Regions from separate parts of the Homo sapiens genome. Here region 2 is linked to region 1. Evidence: chromatin contacts called from ENCODE Hi-C or POLR2A ChIA-PET data. All regions are on one chromosome and are shown on one strand. The core of a region is the stretch at or near the end of the contact, and the rest is flanking DNA. Distances in the headings are between cores, read along the strand shown. Region 1 overlaps SFI1 (SFI1 centrin binding protein). Region 2 overlaps PISD (phosphatidylserine decarboxylase).

The links. A loop is a pair of places that touch in the nucleus more often than their neighbours do. ChIA-PET counts read pairs that join two places held with the same protein, here RNA polymerase II (POLR2A). Pooled maps may share reads with other maps.
Region 2: a loop to region 1 is called in a map with no recorded cell type, with 2.6 times the contacts of the local background. The contact joins two enhancer-like sites. A Hi-C loop is called at or near these places in 3 of 37 single-sample maps with no recorded cell type and 7 of 50 pooled maps. POLR2A ChIA-PET finds 5 or more read pairs at or near these places in 13 of 52 experiments (AG04449, AG04450, CD8-positive, alpha-beta memory T cell and 10 more).

Annotation. Positions count from the first base shown.
Region 1 is chr22:31,535,917-31,538,616 of GRCh38, forward strand. The region is part of intron 4 of SFI1 (SFI1 centrin binding protein); the gene reads left to right. It also overlaps the pseudogene RPS26P59. Among named protein-coding and RNA genes, the nearest start is that of SFI1, 41 kb to the left of the region's middle. Within about 2 kb of position 1,380, at least 2 of the 41 ENCODE cell types and tissues checked have a DNase peak (open chromatin) inside an H3K27ac peak, as active enhancers do.
Region 2 is chr22:31,634,581-31,637,280 of GRCh38, forward strand. The region is part of intron 3 of PISD (phosphatidylserine decarboxylase); the gene reads right to left. Among named protein-coding and RNA genes, the nearest start is that of MIR7109, 14 kb to the left of the region's middle. Within about 2 kb of position 1,256, at least 8 of the 41 ENCODE cell types and tissues checked have a DNase peak (open chromatin) inside an H3K27ac peak, as active enhancers do.

The DNA.
Region 1 (2,700 bases), core at 130-2,629:
TTAGAGTGAGTCAAGGTTCGGTTAAGTTTTACTAATTTCATAGAACTCCTTCTTCTGTTGTTTTTGTTTAGGGTTCAAAAATATAGTGGCTTTTTTAATGGGGTATCCTGGTTTTGTTCCCTTACCACACTTGGTCTGGATTTTCTTTTTCCTTGTCTCTTTTGACCCTCTCCTGCTCAAATTTTTTTCTACCCGTGGCTGTTTCTCCTCCATATGAAGCCCTGTCCTAGAAGGGTACCCTGGCAGATGAGTTTTGAGATTCCCTAGGGGCTGGACTGCTCTAGCTGTTTCAGTTCTTATGTGAGCCCTCGTGCTGGAGAGGATAAAACTCATAGTTTCAGCTGCTGGTCTTAAATTGGGCCTCTGTACCTTCCAACAACAGCTCATTGGCTATTTTAGGGTTCTCCTGTTGTTAGGTTCCTCAGATGCTACTCGGGGATCCAAAGATTGAAAACTGTGTTGCTACCTCCACTATTTTCCTAAAATCCGTTTTATTTATTTATTTATTTTTTGAGACGAAGTTTTGCTCTTGTTGCCCAGGCTGGAGTGCGGTGGCACGATCTTGGCTCACTGCAACCGCCACCTTCTGGGCTCAAGCAATTCTCCTGCCTCCGCCTCCTGAGTAGCTGGGATTAAAGGTGCACGCCACCATGCTCTGCTAATTTTTTGTGTTTTTAGTAGAGACGGGGTTTCACCCTGTTGGCCAGAGTGGTCTCAAACTCCTGACCTCAAGTGATCCACCTGCCTTGGCCTCCCAAAATGCTGGGATTACAGGCATATGCCACCATGCCCGGCCCTAAAATCTATTTTTTACTCAATTTTATTTATCTATATTTGACCCATATTTGACTGGGAACCTCTTTTCAAATAATGCCTTCCAAGTCCTTGGGAAATGCTGATTGTATGTTAGAAGTACATTGACTCTAAGAGAAAGCCTAACAATGGCTGAAACAAATTGAGATTTGTTTTTTCTGTTTTTTGTTTTTTTTTTTAAAATTAACTTTTTTTTTACCTTTAGAGACAGGGTCTCACTATGTTTTCCAGGCTGGTCTTGAACTCCTGCACTCAAGCGATCCTCCCTGCTCTGCCTCCCAAAGTGTTAGGATTACAGGCATGAGGGGATTTACTTCTTTTTTTTTAACAAGCCACCTGGAGATTGGCAGTTACTGGTATTGCTTCAGCTGTTCAGTGATGTCGTTTTAGACTCAGGCTTCTAGTACCTTTCTAGTTCAACATCCTTAGCACATTGGCCCTTTGTCCTCATAGGTAACACTTCGTAGTTGCAAGATGACTATTCTAGCTTTACACAGGAAGGTGGGGGTAAGGGTGGCGTCAGTTTGATCTCTTTATCAGGAAAGAAAACTTCCCTGGAAGTTCCCCACTGCATTCTGCTTCTGCCTCATTGGCCAGAGCTTTGTCACCGGCCACCTTTAGCTACAGAGGAGGTTTGGAAAGAAATCTTTCTGGCCTCTGTAGTGGATACTTACGAGAAAAAGGGCTTGGCAGTGGGTGTTGGGTTAGCCAGTGACTGCTAGCTAACCTGCTACATTGCTTTAAAACATTCGCATTATGCTGTTTTTCATGTCTTCGCTCTTCAGTGGTAGGCGGGTGTAGAGGAAAGAATACTGGACTAGAATTAAGGAGACCTGAGCTTCGGTTCTAACCCAGGCCCTAGCTAATTGTTTGATCTGAGGATAGTTACGCCTGTAGGCCTCAGTTTTGCAAATTACAAAATGATAGAGTGAGAATATTTGTTTTCTAAGCAGCTACCAGAATTAGAATTCTGATACTGTGTTTCCATTGACTTAGAAATTTGTGAAGGGATAGTTATTTTCTAATATCTATATATCAATATCAAATATCAATCTGTTAAAATCAAGTAGGTTCTTTGTTACTTGGGGGAACATTGGGCATCCTGATCTTTGTTTTTAGGCTTTTTCCATACTGAGTTATTTATTTCTCAATTTTAGGAGTGTTAGGCGGGAATAATATCATACCACAAACTACAGAATAATGCCTTTATGTGCTTAGATAATGTTTTAGCTTTGTTTTTTGTTTGTTTGTTTGTTTTTGAGACCGAGTTTCACTCTTGTTGCCCAGGCTGGAGTGCAGTGACGCGATCTTGGCTCACTGCAACTTTCGCTTCCCGGGTTCAAGCAATTCTCCTGCCTCAGCCTGCCAAGTAGCTGGGACCACAGGCATGCGCCACCATGGCCGGCTATTTTTTGTATTTTTAGTAGAGACGGGGTTTCACCATGTTGGTCTCGAACTCCTAACCTCAGATGATCCACCCACCTCAGCCTCCCAAAGTGCTGGGATTACAGGCATGGGCCACTGCACCCAGCCTTAACCTTTTTTTTTTTTTTTTAAGTACAATTTCCATTTTATTTTTCTCTGGAGAATAATTTTTCTTCAGTCCTTAAGGACACAGTTTCTTAACGGGTTTTAGTGGGAGTCATGGGGCAACGCCTGCAGGTCGAAATGGAGGTGTGGGTATTCAGTCCTAGCAGCCTTCATGAGATTGATTTCTAACTACTTTGCTGTGAATGGCACAACTCACATATTAAGGTAGCTTCATATATGGCTTGGGTAGCACCTAGGCATCAAAGATCCTCACTTCAGAAATGTCCCTGACTGCTGCAGCCTCTACTGTGTTTCAAATGATGAATTTCTCCTGTTTTTGTTAAAGTCACTACATTT
Region 2 (2,700 bases), core at 6-2,505, 99 kb after region 1:
TAATCCCAGCACTTTGGGAGGTCAAGGTGGGCAGATCACCTGAGGTGAGAAGTTCAACACCAGCCTGGCCAACATGGTGAAACCCCATCTTTACTAAACATACAAAAATTAGCCAGGTGTGGTGGTGCACGCCTGTAATCCCAGCTACTCGGGAGGCTGAGGTGGGAGAATCGCTTGAACCTAGGAAGCAGAGGTTGCAGTGAGCTGAGATTGCCACTGCATTCAGCCTGGGTGACAGAGCAAGACTCCATCTCAAAAAAAAAAAAAAAAAAAAATAGAAAAAGAAAAAGAAAAAGTGCTTTTAGGCCTGGCACGGTGACTCATGCCTGTAATCCCAACACTTTGGGAGGCTGAGGTGGGCGGATCACCTGAGGTCAAGAGTTCAAGACCAGCCTGGCCAACATGGTGAAACCCTGTCTCTACTAAAAATACAAAATTACTCAGGTGTGGTGGCACGCACGTGTAATCCCAGCTACTCAGGAGGCTGAGGCATGAGAATCGCTTGAACCTGGGAGGTGGAGGTTGCAATGAATTGAGATCGTGCCATTGCACTCCAGTCTGGGCAACAAGAGTAAAACTCCGTCTCAAAAAACAAAACAAAACAAAACAAAACTGCTTTTAGGTAGAGCCTCCTGGCAGACAGCTTCATGCAGGGCTGCAGGTATCTTGAGTCGGCCATCCCTCGATTCCTTCCAGCCCAGAAGTTTAGCCTTGTGTTTAAGTTCCATGTCTTTTTTTTGGAGACAGAGTCTGACTCTATCCCCCAGGCTGGAGTGCAGTGGAATGATCTTGGCTCACCACAACCTCTGCCTCCCGGGTTCAAGCAATTCTCATGCCTCAGCCTCCCAAGTAGCTGGGACTACAGGTACCTGCCACCACACTGGGCTAATTTTTGTATTTTTAGTAGAGATGGGGTTTCACCATGTTGGCCAGGCTCATCTCAAACTCCTGACCTCAGGTGATCTGCCTGCCTCCCAAAGTGCTGGGATTACGGGCGTCAGCCACCATGCCCCGCTGAGTTCCACATATTCTTGAGACACGGTCCCTCCGCTTGTCCACACACTGACCGCTCAAAGCCATTGGAGGTAGCTCCCAGGTGGGTCCTGGGCCACCTGGGGGCATGGCTGTATGAGCCACCGTTCCGCCCTCTGCGATCTCCTCCTGCCCTAGAGTGAGCCCACAATTCTCTGAGGTCAGAGCTGGCCCCTGCCAGCCAGTTCCAGTGGCATAAGAACACTACAGGAGTTCAGGTGGCACTGGGGCAGGCAGGAGGCTCTGCTTCCCTGCCAACTTGACTATTTGCCCATTTCCACACTCACACCTATTAGGTAAGAAGTAAAATAGTACTAAAGCTCCACTCCCTGCCAGCATGGGGCCAGGTATTTACATACACATCACTCTTATTTAACAACTTTATGAGGGCATGAATGGCCCTATTTATAGATGAGAATAATAAAGCTACAGCATGTACATCGCTCACCAACATGGAGAACACGTCCGATACTGCCCACTACCAGGTACACCGCGGCGCCAGGACGCGTGCTGAGCACAGGCCCATGGGGCTCCAGGAAGGGGACAGGGAGAGAAGGAGGACACAGGCCACTTCACAGGGTTCTGCCTTATGCTTAGGCTGAATGGTGGTAGACCAGACAGGCTGATCTGTCTTTATTCCTTTTGATGAATTGGAATACTGTACTATACATTTTTTTTTTATTCTAAACGGAGGCTAGAAACAAGGAAGCAGCGCTCAGACAGGAGTGAGCATACCTGCAAGCCCAGCTGAGTAAGGCCTTTCCTGCACTGCTGCTCCCCAAACACCTCAGCCCTTGCCACAAGCCCCCAGGGCCATGCCTCAAAACAATAAAACCACCTTCCGGGTTCAAGCGATTCTCCTGCCTCAGCCTCCCAAGTAGCTGGGATTACAGGCACCCGCCACCACGCCCAGCTAATTTCTGGGTTTTGTTTTTTTTTGTTTTTGAGATGGAGTCTCACTCTCTCTCCCAGTCTGGAGTGCAGTGGCACGATCTCGGCTCACTGCAAGCTCTGCCTCCCAGGTTCACACCATTCTCCTGCCTCAGCCTCCCAAGTAGCTGGGACTACAGGCGCCCGCCACCACGCCCGGCTAATTTTTTGTATTTTTTTTAGTAGAGACGGGGTTTCAACGTGTTAGCCAGGATGGTCTCGATCTCCTGACCTTGTGATCTGCCCACCTCAGCCTCCCAAAGTGCTGGGATTACAGGCATGAGCCACCACGCCCAGCCTAATTTTTGTATTTTTAGTAGAGACGGGGTTTCACCATGTTGGCCAGGCTGGTCTTGAACTCCTGACCTCGTGATCCACCCATCTCGGTCTCCCAAAGTGCTGGGATTACAGGTGTGAGCCACCGCGCCCAACCTTTTCCCTTTTTTTAAAAAGATTACATATTCGTTGGGCGCAGTAGCTCACGCCTATAATTTCAACACTTTGGGAGGCCAAGGCAGCTATATCACTTGAGCCCAGGAGGTTGAGACCTGCCTGGGCAACACGGCAAAACTCTACAAAAAAAAATAATAATAAATAAATTAAAAAAAAAAAAAAAAAAAAAATATATATATATATATATATATATATATATATATATATATATAGAAAAATTAGCCGGGCATGGTGGTGCACGCCAGTAATTCCAGCTACTCAGCAGGCTGAGGTGGGAGGATCGCT